Regions from separate parts of the Homo sapiens genome. Here all the other regions are linked to region 1. Evidence: chromatin contacts called from ENCODE Hi-C or POLR2A ChIA-PET data. All regions are on one chromosome and are shown on one strand. The core of a region is the stretch at or near the end of the contact, and the rest is flanking DNA. Distances in the headings are between cores, read along the strand shown.

Region 1 (4,733 bases), core at 588-3,087:
TGTCAGGCCCCTGAGTTATAATTGGTAAGATCTGCATCATTCAGGTGGCTTGGGAAGCCTGTTACAGGGAGAGTTAGGAAGCAGGTTGAAGATGATGGTTATTCCATGGTAGCTGTGAAAAGTTGGAAACAACCTAAATGTCTGTCTTCAGGGGAATGGAAAAATAAGTGATGGAGGAAGGCTACATAGCTGGCAAAAAGAGTGAGGTATTGAGTGGGGAAAAAAAACTAGCGTATTTGTTTTACAGCTGCAGACGCGCGTTTGTGTGTGTGTGTGAGAGAGAGAGCGTGTGCACAGGAGAGAGAGCATGCTAACCCTTATTAAAAATTTACAATGTGTTGGCCAGGCACAGTGGCTTATGTCTGGAATCCCAGCACTTTGGGAGGCCGAGGCGGGCAGATCACTTGAGGTCAGGAGTTCGAGACCAGCCTGGCCAACATGGTGAAACCCCGTCTCTTCTAAAAATACAAAAATTAGCTGGGCGTGGTGGTACATGCCTGTAGTTCCAGCTACTTGGGAGGCTGAGGCATGAGAATCGTTTGAACCCAGGAGGTGGAGGTTGCAGTGAGCCAAGATTGTGCCACTGCACTCCAGCCTGGGCAACAGAGTGAGACTCCATCTCCAAAAAGAAAAAACTTACAATGTGCCTACGCTCTTCTAAGCACTTTCTTTGTATTAACTCATTTACTCTTCAGACAACCCCAGTGAGGTAGGTACTACTATCATTGCCAATTACAGAAGAGGAAACTGAGGCCCAGAGAGGTGAAGTAACTTTCCCAAGGCCACACAGCTGGGGAACAGCTGGCGTCTGAACCCAGGCAATCTGGCTCCCTGGTTTGCTCTTAACTACTCTACAAGAAAAGGTTAGAGAAGGTGGTGTGCTCCACAGTGCAAAGACTGAGTGCCTGTAGGAAGCCGATGGGCTGGCAGTGATGAACACAGTGGCTTTCAGCTTTATCATTAGTGTTTTATAACTTTTTTTAGGGACAAAATATTCATGTTAGTCATACACATTAAAAAGTGTTTCTTTTTTTTTTGAGACAGGGTCTTGCTCTGTTGCCCAGTCTGGAGTGCAGTGGTGCAATCACAGCTCAGGCTCACTGCTTCTTCAACCTCCCGGGCTCAAGCAATTCTCCCATCTCAGCCTCCTGCGCAGCTGCTGGGACTACAGGCGCTTGTTACCATGCCCAGCTTATTTTTGTAATGGGGTTTCACCATGTTGCCCAAGTTGGTGTCAAACTCCTGAGCTCAAGTGATCCTTCTGCCTTGGCTTTCTGAAGTGCTGGGATTACAGGTGTGAGCCACTGTGCCTGACCTAAACTGTTGTTATTTTTTAAGCTGGAGAAGAAAGCAGAATGTATGTACCAATGGTGTATACTGCTAGTACTTTCTTCTGACTTCTCACTGCATGCTGTGTTCCCATTGTACAAAGGAGGTATGAGGAGGCAAAAATGACTCACCTGCCATCTCACAGTTGATGGGGCAGAGCTGGGTGGAGGCCAGGTTTCTCCAGTCTTTCCTGCTGCCCCAGAGTGGCTGAGCAGGGAATCCGCTCAGGCGCCATCTGGGTCTGCCCTACCCTCTCCAGCGTCTCCTCTCTCCCCAGGATCGAGCGGTCCACGGACCAGGTCATCAAGCCTGTTAACCTGGAAGCGCTCTCCAAGTGGACTGGCCACATCCCTGGGGATGTGGTGCGGGACATGGCCCAGATCGCCCCCATGCTGGCTCAGCTCGGCTATGACCCTTATGCAAACCCCCCCAACTATGGCAACCCTGACCCCTTCGTCATCAACAACACACAGCGGGTGAGTGTGCACCTGTACTTGTGGAAGTGTACTCTTGGGGATATGGGGCTTCTGCAGATGTGGAAACTCCAGCCACCTGAGGAAATGTTCAGTCTCTCAATTCCTGGTCATCTGATTTGTTCCTGTCTGATGGACACAGTGAACTACATGATTGCTTGTATTTCCATTTTGCTTGGGCTGCAGGGAAGCTCAAAGCCAACTGGTAGCCTGTCTCTCATACTCTAACATCTAACAGCAGGCCAGCTTGTACACTAATTTCATCTTATTTCTCTAATTTTATTTACATTTTTACCCCTATTTCCCTGGCTATTTGTTTATCTGTTTGTAAGGCACCTCAAGTCTTTGTTGAGAGGGGGTATAAATAAATAAACTATTGGTCCCTTTCTTGTCTTATAAGGTTTAATGTGGATTTCTCAGACAAATGTGAGTTTAGGGCTGTTTAAATTATGCTTAAAATTCTCCTTAGTTAAGATGGTGAAGGGAAATGACTTTTTTGTTTTGTACTGTTTTGTTTGAGGCATGGTCTTGCTCTGTTGCCCAAGCTGGGTGCACTGGTGCAGTCATAGCTACTGCAGCCTGATACTTCTCGGCTTAAGCCATCCTCTCACCCCAGGCTCCTGAGTAGCTAGGACTGCAGGTGCACGCCACCATGCACAGCTAATTTTAATTTTTATAAAGGCGGGGTCTCGCTACGTTGCCCAGGCTGGTCTAGAACTCCTGGCCGTAAGGGATGCCCCTGCTTCACTCTTCCCAAAGTGCTGAGATTACAGGTGTGAGCCTCCAGTGACTGACAAAATGCTTTTGAAGTGTTAAAGTAGGCTAACACCCACTGGGTAAAAGAACAGTTAACAAGTTGATGGCCTTATTTATACGTTTCCATTACAGCTTCTAGTTTACTTTAAGTGCTGTGTTCTAACTTCCTTATAGGCAAATATTTGAAAATGGGACCCAGGCCTGAGGAAGAGCTTTCACAGCCCTTACTTCATTAAGACCCAGAGTCTTTAATTTAAGCTAAGCTCAGCATTTCTGAGCGTGTGCTGATTTTAGGAAATAAACAGTTATCGTATTGAATCACAACGGAAAAAAGTTAATCGTCTCTTAGTTCCGTAACTCTTCAGTTGGCTCAAGAAGAAAGTTTCCATTTGGTGCTAAAAAGTCATTACCACCTCTCTAGCACTCACTGATCTCTCTTTAACAAAGAGAATTTACTAACGCTGAGCTTTGGGGGCTGTGCCCTTGTAATTGAAGTGTAAGCTTTGTCTGTGGGTCTCGTGAGTTCCTCTTCCTCTTGACATTAGTTGATTTTGCAGACATCTATTTATGGAAATACTCAGAGATTCAACGTACATACCAGCCGACATTGACAGGTGAATGGCTGCAACCCAGATGTGGTTTGTTATTTTTATTATAAATATTATTAATTTTTATTTTATTATTCTTTAATAATAGTAATCTTTAAACCCTACTTATGTGTTTTACATACTTTTATCTGCCTGTGGGTTGTACATGTATTATCAAAATAAAAAATTAATTAACTGGATTAAAAAGATGGTAGTGATCTCACAATCCAGCCCCAGGTGCTTCTCAGAAGCAGAGGCGAGGGCCGGCTGGGGACACTGCAGTAGTGGGCTGGATGTTGCTTACTTCACTGTTCTCAGCCAAGGGCCCAGCAGTGGCTCCTCTGGGGTCTCCTTAAAAGGTGGCTCGCTGCCCCTGGCTTGCCCCAGGCTATGGGTCGGACGTTCCTGGAGTAAAGCCTGACTTTATGTATTTTATAAAACACAAATAATTTTCATGAGCACTGGTGGTTAACATCAACTCTTTGGAGCTTTTTGTGTTTGTTTATTTAAAATGGAAGCTGTCTCTCATTTTCATCCAAAGAGATTTCTTCCCTGGGGCGGTCAACAAGTCTTGGCAAGTGCTAGATCCCTGGTTTAGTTTTTGCCATAGCTTGGCTGTTACTGCAAAGAAAAGTCCTCTCACTAAGCCCTGTGAGTTTGCATGCATGCCTGTGTGCTTCTGTGAGTGCTGTGGACCCTGTGTGTTCCAATAATGGATCCTGGGGCTCAGTAAACACAGTGGCTAAAAGGACATCTATGCTGATGAAATCGTCTCTGCCTGCAGTGTCCCATACGGTAGCCACTAGCCATGTGTGGCCCCTGATTCTGTAACAGGAGGCTAGTCCAAAGTGAGAGGTCCTGTTAGGTGTAAAATACACACTAGATTTTGAAGGCTTAGGACAAAAAAGTATGTAACGTTTCTTATTAGTCACTTTTATATAAATTACATATTGAAATGTTAATATTTTACATAGGCTGGACATGATGGCTCATGTCTATAATCCTAGCACTTTTGGAGGCCAAGGCAGGCAGACTGCTTAGCCTAGGAGTTTGAGACCAGCCTGGGTAACATGGTGAAACCTCATCTCTACTAAAAATATTGAATATTAGCCAGGCATGGTGGCACGTGCCTATAGTCCCAGCTACTCAGAAGGCTGAGGTGGGAGAATCACCTGAGGCTGGGAAGTGGAGGCTGCAGTGAGCCGTGATCGCACCACTGCACTCCAGCTTGGGCTATGGGAGTGAGACCATGTCTCAATAGAAAAAAAAAAAAATTAGCTATATCAGGTTAAATAAAAGATATTGTTAGAATTAATCTCCCTTGTTTCATTTTATTTTAAAATGTGACTACTAGCGGAAAGGCCTGAAATGTTGTGGTTCTAACTTCAGGGCCTTTGCTCTGTTGCCTCTGCCTGGAGTGCTTTTTCTTCTGAGCTTAGCCTACCTATTTTTCCTTGTCGTTTGGGTCTCAGCTCAAAGGTTATCTATTTCAAGAGGCCCTTTTTATTTTTATTTATTCACTTTCTTAGAGACAGGGTCTCGCTCTGTCACTCAGGCTAGAGTGGAGTGATGTGATCATACTTCACTG
Region 2 (4,733 bases), core at 776-3,275, 120 kb before region 1:
TCCCGCCCCAGCCTCCCAAAGTGCTGGAATTGCAGGTGTTAGCCACCGTGCCCAGCCCAAAATTCTCATTTTTAATGCAAGCATAGAGAATTATTCTCCTAAAGCTGGCGGTAAGGGGTTATGGTTGTTTTGGGGGACTGTGAAGACTTCACCACTCTTCCCTGTTAAGGAGTAGGGTTAAGGCTTAAAATGAGTAGATTTCAGAACAGTTCTCAATGGCAAGGATCACTAAATAGTAAAATAGGCGGGCATGGGGGACATGGAAGGTGTTTACATAAAATGCTTTCAACATGAAATTAACCAAACTTAGAGTGGGATCAATTCAATGCCACACAAAGCTAGGAGCTGGCAAAGTGTCCGGAAATGGTTTGCCCAGGCTGCTGGATGATTCTGCCTAGAAAGTTGAGGGGCGAGGTGGGGGCACTCTTCCCTCAACCAAGCATCTGCCCACCTGCAGGATGAGGATGAGGAGGTCTGAGTAAACATCAGATACCCAGCCCCACCCCAAACCTGCTGACTCATCCTCCTTGCCACGTGGCTCAGACATCTGCTTACTGGAAGCAACGCCCCTAAAGTCTGAGAACCACCGTCCTCAGGTTTCCCTGTCTGTCAAGTGGAATTACTCATCCCTGCCCTGCGTCTACCCCCGCCTCCCTCCCTGGGCCATCGCGGGGCTCCCAGATGCTCCCAAATGGGAATGCGCTTTGCAAAGCACTGAGTCCAGAGCAAGTGTTTTGCTTTGAGTCGTGCTCAGTCCCAGCCTGGCCCCGAGAAAAAACAAAGCCGTTCCCTCAAGTTCTCTCGCAGTCCTCCCTCTCATACTTCCTCCCCTCCCGCCGCAGCAGGTGGGGGCGTTTTCCCCGCGGCGGCACTGCAGTGGGGTGTGCGCGCCAACAATCCCAGGCGCCGGGCAGCCTCGGATCCGGAGCCTGGGATGAGGGTGGGGAATCCAGGGCGCGCCCCCCAGGCCTCCTCCTGCACAATCCCAGAAACAATTTCTCTACCCCAGGGCCCTCCGCTGGAAGAGGGGAAAGGTCTGGCCCCTTTCTTCCCAAATCCCCAGCCTCTCCAGGGAGTGTCCTGGAGCCGAGGAGAGGTAGAGAGAATCGAGCTGGTGGGTTGCGGGATCTCCTCAGACCCTTTAGGAGATGCAACATGGGCTTTAGAGTCCTACATATCTGGATTCACAATCACTGGCTGTGTGACCTTGGAGGTGTCGATAACCCTCTCTGAATCTCCATTTCTTCATCTTTAAAATGGGGTTGTTTCTTACCACCTCGTGGGACTGTTGTGATAACGCTTGCAAAGCACCAAGCACGTCCCTGCGTAGAGTAACCTCTCCATAAACTGATGTCACTGTTGTTTTCAACGAGGGTGGGTTACCTACCAGCCCTCTCCATCCTTTTGGAGCCAAATTTGACGCCGGACATCTGGGAAGTGAAGGAATGGCAGGCTCGGGGGGTTGGGTCGGGGGCGGGCTGAGTATGAGGGAAGGGGAGCTCAAGGACCCTGCCCCACCGCCCCACCCCCACCTCCAGTTCCGAGACCCTCTGGCTCTGCCCGTGGCTTGGCCAGTTAATTGCTAACCTGGTGGACCGAGAAGGTCCGCGGGTCCACCTCCCAAATTGTGTCTTGTGTCGTCGGAAGGAAAGGGTCTTTGTTCCCCCTCATAATCATGATTGCAAGATCCCCATTCGCACTGGACTCCTAAAGCATCCTCCCCTTGCCTGACCTCACCCCCCATCCCAGCCAGAGTCTTGGCTGTGTTTGAGAATTACAGGCTGTAAAGCCTCTTCATCCATCCAATGCGGGACACTTCAGGCGGCGTTGCATCCCTGAACCCAGCCCTGGGACTCTGGGACCTACCCTCGACCCCAGCCTTGGGGAATTAGGCTGTTCCCCGTTAGGGGACAAGGACACTTGGGAAGGAAGGCTTCTAGGATGGGGCGACGTCTTACCTCGGGTCCGCGGTCCTGCGGCGCTAGTGCAGAGGGCTCTTTGTGCCCCGGCTCACAGCGCAGAACTGGGGGAGCCCCTGCAAGCGCCTCCCATCTCAAACTCCTCCCCGCACTCGTCCGCAGCCTCCCTCCCTCTGGTCCCGCGAGCGCAGCCGGCGTCGTCTTTGTAGCTGCTGCAGCGCCCATGAAATTTTAATGCGGGAGCGGCTGGCGGGCGGAGGCGCCCCACCCCCGGCCCTCACCTCCACCCTCCTCCCGCCTCCTTGCGCCCCTACAACCTCACACCCAACCCCTCCTTACCCGCGCCCAGAGTCCTGGCCAGGAAAGCGGGGTGCAACCGGTCTTGGAGGGAGCACTCCGCAGCCCCCGCCGCACAAAGGGGCTAGCTGGCCGGTGCGCTCAGCCTCCCGCATCCCCACCCGCGGCGCTGTCATGGCAACGCTTGCCCGTCCACATTAGGCCGCAGAGAGCTCAGGGCTGGAGAGGCGCGGGGGCTGCGCGCGACCGCGGACCAGGGGCGCAGAAGCCTGAACCCCGGAGTAAGAGGACAGAAGACGCTTGTTCTGGCATAGCGCCAAGGGCTTAACCAGGAAGACCTCGGGTGTATGCCTCTTTATGCACATGGTTATGGTGGAGTCCAGATTTGAACCCATAACTGTTAACTTCATGCGTGTACAGCATTTGGCCTAACAACATTTATAGGTTTAATCTTGAATTTTTTATTATTATTTATTCTTATTGTTTTAGAGATGGGACCTCACTCTGTCACCCCGGCTGAAGTGCAGCGGCACAATCATAGCTCACCGCACCCCCCCGAACTCCTGGGTTCAAGCAGTCCTCCTGCCCCCGCCTCAGCCTTCGGAGTAGCTGGGACTACAGGCGCGAGCCACCGCGCCCGGATTAGTCTTTTATTTAACTGCCCTCTTCTTAGTACCTACTATTTTCTAGAGTAGGGATGCTAGGAAGTGGTCCTGAAGTAGTGGTTCTAGAGTTGCAGCATCCACATTGCTTGAGAACGTGTTAGAAATCCAATTCGAGGCCAGGCGCGGCGGCTCACCCCTGTAATCCCAGCACTTTGGGAGGCCAAGGCGGGTGGATCACCTGAGGTCAAGAGTTCAAGACCAGCCTGGCCAACATGGTGAAACCCCATCTCTACTAAAAAATTAGCCGGGTGTGGTGGCGGGTGCCTGTAATCCCAGCTACTCGTGAGGCTGAGGCACTAGAATCACTCGAACCCGGGAGGCGGAGGTTGCAGTGAGCCGAGGTCGCGCCACTGTACTCTAGCCCGGGTGACAAGAGCCAGACCCCATCTCAAAAAAAAAAAAAAGAAAAAGAAAAGAGGCCGGGCACGGTGGCTGGCTCACACCTGTAATCCCAGCACTTTGGGAGGCCGAGGCAGACAGATCACCTGAAGTCAGGAGTTCGAGACCAGCCTGACCAACATGGAGAAACCCCGTCTCTACTAAAACTACAAAATTAGCCAAGCGTGGTGGCACATGCCTGTAATACCAGCTACTCTGGAGGGTGATGCAGGAGAATCGCTTGAACCGGGTAGGCAGAGGTTGCGGTGAGTCGAGATCATACCATTGCACTCCAGCCTGGGCAACAAGAGCGAAACTCCATCTGAAAAAAAAAAAGAAAAGAAAAGAAAAGAAAAATACAATTCAGGCTGGGTGTGGTGGCTCACGCCTGCCTGTAACCCCAGAACTTTGGGAAGCCTGGGGGACAAGCTTGCTTGAGCCCAGGAGTTCCAGACCAGCCTGGGCAACAAAGCGAAACCTTATTTCCACAAAAAATACAAAAAAATTAGCCAGGCCTGGCGGTGTGTGCCTGTAGTCCCAGCTGCAGTGAGCCCTGGGGAAAGAAAGGAAGGCCCAGACATCTATGTTTCAGTAAGCCCACCAAGGAATTCTGATGCACACTCAAGCTGGAGAACCACTGTGCTAGAACATTCCAGCGACCTTCAGAACCAGACTATTCCGGGTTTACATTTCAGTTCTGCCCATGCCTCTGACCAAATGTGACCTTAGGCAAGCTCCACACCCTTCCTCAGTTACTTGTCCATAAAGTAGAGATAATAATGGAATCCACATCATCAGGCTAAATGAAGGAAGTGTGATTAGCACAGTTGCTGGCACCTAGTAAGGGCTCACGACATATTTATATTATTAAACTACAACATCTCTTTTGTCACATTTCTGTGAATATTGTTTATCATCTTCATCGCTCACATAAAGAGGCTCAGAGAGGCAATGAGAGCTGCCCACAGACACCGTAAGGCACTCAGGTAGATTTAAGCCTGTCCTTTTAGATTCCAACTTCCCCAGCTTTCTCTGGACTACACATCTGTTGCTGGGACCAGCCCTGGTCTTCAGAAAATACAAACCCAATTCAACAAACCTATAAAACATTTCCAATGTGCCCAGCCCAAGACCATTGCAGGAAGCTTGAGAGTCCCAAGGAGGCTTTAGACACAGCCTCCTACCCTGACAGAGTTAACAGTCCTGCCAGGGTGGTAAGACCCATGTGAAAGAGTTAGAGAAAAGGCAAGGCAGTGTGTGGTCACAGCATTGCCCAGAGTATGCAGCCCACTATCAGGGTGGGACCAATGTAATCACAAAAGTCCTTTTTTAAAAATGTTTTGGCCGGGCGCAGCAGCTCACGCCTGTAATCCCAGCACTTTGGGAGGCCGAGGCGGGCGGATCATGAGGTCAGGAGATCGAGACCATCCTGGCTAATACGGTGAAACCCCATCTCTACTAAAAAATACAAAAA
Region 3 (4,733 bases), core at 238-2,737, 110 kb after region 1:
CAAAATATGCCAACAGGCCCCTGCACCCGGAGGTGGATTTACAAGCTCAAAGCTGAACTATGACAATAAAAGAAACACATTTGCAGAGTGACTGGCAGTTTATTAAGCACTGCTTCAAACATTTGATCCTCACAGCTACCTAGTGACAACTCCCCATCTACCCAGTGGGGAGAGGAGAGACTCTCTCCCCCGACAGCTCCTTGCCCAGTGACCACAGTAGCTTCCAGCTTCCTTCGCACATCTGTTCATTGTCATCTGTGTTATTTCTGTCCTCATCAGGGATGGGGACATCTCATTGCAGCTCTGCACTTTAATAATAAGCAACCCCAGATCTTCCAGCTCAGTTGGCTCTGGGGAATTGAGTCCAAATCCATGGCCAGTTGGAGAGCAAGTCCAATCCAAGACAACTTCTCACACCATGAACACCTGGGAGAGCCGGTGTCAGGCCTGACCTGGTCAGCCTAGTTCAGATGTCCATTCCCAGAGGCTGCCTAATGCCAAAGAGTGTCTGCTCACCCTCAGGATGAGGCCAAGTCACCCTGGAAGCCCCCCAGTGAGCAGCACTGGGCAAGGTGTGTGATGCCTGTCACCCTCTCCACTCAGGAGCCAGAGAGATGCCGTGGGGCCAGCCCTTCCCGGTGCAGACCTGGGGACCTTCCCTCTCTTGGCCAGCTTCTCAGCACCCACCTGCCCTGGAGAGTGGGAAAGAGGGGAGGGCTGAAGATGGGTTAGCACAGATGGTGACCACCAGGAGGTCAGGGGAGGAGGGGGATGGGACGATGGAAAGGTGAGTGTTGCCCGGAAAAGTGGACGATCAGCTCAAGATTGTGGAAGGAGGTTTATGGCGCCTCATAATTCGTGGGACAGGGGAGGAGGGTCACCACGTGAAATATGGGAAGTGGGTGATGCTGAGGGCTGGGGGAGGGGACAGGAGGTGAGGAAAGAGGGGTCACAGGGGAGAAGGGAGATGGAGGAAGGGACCACGATGGGGCAGGGAAGAGGAGTAGGAGGAGGTCTAGGGAGGGTGATGCCCGGCTCCGAGGCGGCGGCGCTTAGCACGTACGAGCACTGGCCTCGGCCGGGCCGGGATGCGGGCGCCCGGGTCCCGGAGCATCCTCGGCGGGGGCGGCGGCGGCGGCGGCGCCGGTAAGGGAGGGCCGTGGGCCTGCAGCTGCCGGGCTCCCGCCTCCAACCCCTGTCCTGGGGTCGGCCCAGCCGCGCCGCCCTCCCGCCCCGGCAGCCCCCGGAGACGAAGCTTACCTGCGCCCGGGCGCGCGGACGGCTGCCGGGACCCAGGAGACGCCGCCGCCCGAGGGCGCGGACCCGCGGACGGCCCCTGCCCGGCGCCGCGGAGCCGCCGCCTGGCTGCTGCCCAGCCCACGCCGCGGGAGCCCGAGCCGGAGCCCGAGCCCGAGCCTAAGCCGCGCCGGTGCCCCTGCCGGTGCCGACGCCGCGCTGCGCTCCGCGGGGCCGCGAAGACCACAACTCCCACAATGCCGCGCGCGCTGGGCCGCCGGGGGAGGGGGTACGGGGGGGCGGGGCCTGCGGGGCGGGGCCGGGGACCCCCCTGCACCCGGCACCTGCGCTCGCAGTGCGGGAGGCGACCCGAGGCCGCGCCCGCCGCCGCTCCGGAGGGTCCTGGCAGTGCGCCCCGAGACGCAGCGCCCGCCCAGCCCGAGGTTGCGCGCAGGCGGCGACGGGCGTGCAGTCATTCATTAAGAAAGGCTCGCGTCGCTTCCTTCGCTCTTTCGTTTTTCGCTCTGTGTCTTTCTCAGTTCTCCCTCCCTCTGTCTCTCTGTTCCTCTCTGAGTCGCCCTCGTCTCCATTTCCTCCTTTTCATTCTCTTTCACTTCCCCCCCACCTCACTTCCTCTCGCCCTAACGCCTTCTTTCCTTTATTGATGGACTCAACACGGACTTCTGAGGCCCTCAGGCACTTGGAATGGAACCGCAAATCAAACCAGATTCTTAGTCTCATGGAAAACTCATTCGCTCAGTACAGTAATGATGGGCCAGCCTGGGTCCCCGTCCCTGCCAGCTGCGCTGAGCGTGCGCGGTGAGCGCTCAGGCCCGCCCTGCCCTCAGTGAGCCACCGTCTAGCGGGAGGGGACCCTCACCCCCGGGTAGGGTTTAGGAGGGGAAGTACAGGCAGGACGGTTGTCTGACCAGGGGACTGATGAGCTGCGAATGGAGGCCCCAAGGAGGCTGCTTGGAGGAGGTGACGTTTGAGCTAAGACCTGGGGGAGACTAACAGTGGCTACGGGATGTGTTAGGGGCGCCAGGGAAACTGCATGGGTGGGTTCTGGGAGCATAGAGTAGGATGGCCCGCCCACAATCCATCTGTCTCTGTCCCAGACCCACCTCTCTTGTGTCCCAGAATTTATCTCTAACATGGCCCAGAAGCCACCTCATGTCTGTCCCAGAATCCATTTCTCATCCCTATTCCAGAAGCCACCTTCACCCTGTTCCAGAACGTACCTCCTTCCTGTTCCAGAACCCACCTCCCTCCCTGTCCCAGGACCCACCTCCACCCTGTGCCAGAACTCACCTCCTTCCTGTTACAGAACCCACCTCCTCCCTCTTCCAGAACCCACCTCCTCCCTCTTCCAGAGCCCACCTCCTCCCTCTTCCAGAACCTACCTTCTTTCTGTCCCAGGACCCACTTCCACCCTGTCCCAGGACCCACCTCCTCCCTGTCCCAGGACCCACCTCCACCCTGTCCCAGAGCCCACCTCCTCCCTATTCCAGAAGCCACCTTCACCCTGTTCCAGAACATACCTCCTTCCTGTTCCAGAACCCACCTACTCCCTGTCCCAGGACCCACCTTCACCCTGTGCCAGAACCTACCTCCTTCCTGCTACAGAACCCACCTCCTCTCTCTTCTAGAACCCACCTCCTCCCTCTTCCAGAACCCACCTCCTCCCTCTTCCAGAACGCACCTCCTCCCTCTTCCAGAACGCACTTCCTCCCTGTCCCAGGACCCACCTCCTCCCTGTCCCAGGACCCACCTCCACCCTGTGCCAGAACCCACCTCCTCCCTGTTCCAGGACCCACCCCCTCTCTGTTCCAGAACTCACCTCCACCCTGTTCCAGAACTCACCTCCTCCCTGTCCCAGGACCCACCTCCTCCCTGTCCCAGGACCCACCTCCACCCTGTGCCAGAACCCACCTCCTCCCTGTTCCAGGACCCACCCCCTCTCTGTTCCAGAACTCACCTCCACCCTGTTCCAGAACTCACCTCCTCCCTGTCCCAGGACCCACCTCCTCCCTGTCCCAGGACCCACCTCCACCCTGTGCCAGAACCCACCTCCTCCCTGTTCCAGGACCCACCCCCTCTCTGTTCCAGAACTCACTTCCACCCTGTTCCAGAACTCACCTCCTCCCTGTTCCAAGACCCACCTCCACCCTGTCCCAGTACCCACCTCCTCCCTGTTCCAGAAGCCACCTTCACCCTGTTCCAGAATGTACCTCCTCCCTGTCCCAGAGCCCACCTCCACCATGTCCCAGAACCCACCTCTCATCTCTGTCCCAAAATCCACCTGGTCCCTGACCTAAGAATCTGCCTCTACTGTGATAGCCTAAAATCCACCTCCTCCCTGTTCCAGAACCCAGTTTGTCATGTCCCAGAACCCACTTCTTCCATGTCCCAGAGTACACCTCTCCCATGTCCCAGAATACACCTCTTCCATGTCTTAGACTCTTCTTCATCTCTGTCATTTCTCTCCTTTTCTCAACTCCAAAAGAGGAAGAATGTTTTTTCTCTTTTATTCTACTAAAATAAACCAAAACACTTGCATTGGGAAACCATAATATGCACAGATTTGCTCAAAGTGTGGATAATCAACACAGGCATCAGATTTAGAAACATTAAATGGGATGTCTGTCTTCACTGTCAGCCTAAGAGTGGTTGAGCCTGGGTGGGGTGGAGAAAATGGAGTGGGGGGTATTTGACTCATCTCACATTCAGAAAGTTGCTCAAACTTAGAATTCTCCAAAGGCAGTCATACATTCTATCACAGCATTATCCTGGCAGGTTTGAAAAAAAAAAGATATTTTTATATTGTAAATATGTGTTCCATTCCTGCACCATCTTATCTGTACTGTATTATGAATTAATATTGTCTATCAATCCTATAAGTGTCCTTGACCAGTGCAATTATATGATATCTGTAGACCACTGCTCTGCATTTGTTAGTATTTATTTGTTCAATGGCAATATTACTATACACGCAATTTTGTTAGCCCTGCTTACCATTTCTTCATCTTTTTAATTAGCTGGGAGTCTCAATAAATGGAAATGACCTGGGCCTCTGTCAACCCCTTGGAGACCCTACTAGGTGAATTCTGCAGAAAAGGATATCCATGCCTTTCAGAGGGGGATTTTGGGTGAGAGCTCCAGATAAATTGTTACTGTGCTCATGGAGAGGCGGAGAGGAGGACCAAGGGCATCTGAATTGCCTGCCTTCAGCTTGGCTGCCACCTGCATCCTCCTGCTCTCGCTGCCTTCTTTAGCGCAGTCATCCTACCCACTCCGAGACTACACAACCTATCATTACACCGTCTCATACACTCACGGGGTCCACTCAACTCCCTCCTCCTACAGATGGAAGCCCAGAGAGAAAACATGCCTTGCTCAATCAAGGTTGCAGCAAGTCAGTGGAAAATGTGCTTGCGGCCAGCCGTGGTGGCTCACATCTGTAATCCCAGCACTTTGGGAGGCCGAGGCCAGTGGAT

The links. A loop is a pair of places that touch in the nucleus more often than their neighbours do. ChIA-PET counts read pairs that join two places held with the same protein, here RNA polymerase II (POLR2A). Pooled maps may share reads with other maps.
Region 2: a loop to region 1 is called in a map with no recorded cell type, with 4 times the contacts of the local background. The contact joins the promoter of MIAT here to the enhancer-like site in region 1. A Hi-C loop is called at or near these places in 2 of 168 maps with a recorded cell type or tissue (natural killer cell and vagina), 2 of 37 single-sample maps with no recorded cell type and 8 of 50 pooled maps. POLR2A ChIA-PET finds 5 or more read pairs at or near these places in 13 of 52 experiments (AG04450, GM12878, H1 and 8 more).
Region 3: a loop to region 1 is called in a map with no recorded cell type, with 9 times the contacts of the local background. The contact joins the promoter of ASPHD2 here to the enhancer-like site in region 1. A Hi-C loop is called at or near these places in 1 of 37 single-sample maps with no recorded cell type and 2 of 50 pooled maps. POLR2A ChIA-PET finds 5 or more read pairs at or near these places in 3 of 52 experiments (OCI-LY7, activated CD8-positive, alpha-beta memory T cell and activated T-cell).

The regions. Positions count from the first base shown.
Region 1 is chr22:26,533,360-26,538,092 of GRCh38, reverse strand. TPST2 (tyrosylprotein sulfotransferase 2) reads left to right here. Exons shown (of 7, transcript NM_003595.5): 4 at 1,607-1,805. Among named protein-coding and RNA genes, the nearest start is that of MIR548J, 20 kb to the left of the region's middle. Within about 2 kb of position 1,837, at least 6 of the 41 ENCODE cell types and tissues checked have a DNase peak (open chromatin) inside an H3K27ac peak, as active enhancers do; they include GM12878 and OCI-LY7, where a contact is called at or near this core.
Region 2 is chr22:26,654,880-26,659,612 of GRCh38, reverse strand. It overlaps MIAT (myocardial infarction associated transcript), which reads right to left and starts at 2,025. Exons shown (of 5, transcript NR_033320.3): 1 at 1,959-2,025. RefSeq lists an enhancer at 1,962-2,011 and a silencer at 2,202-2,251.
Region 3 is chr22:26,426,014-26,430,746 of GRCh38, reverse strand. ASPHD2 (aspartate beta-hydroxylase domain containing 2) reads right to left here and starts at 1,487. Exons shown (of 4, transcript NM_020437.5): 1 at 1,261-1,487. RefSeq lists silencers at 1,337-1,396, 1,517-1,646.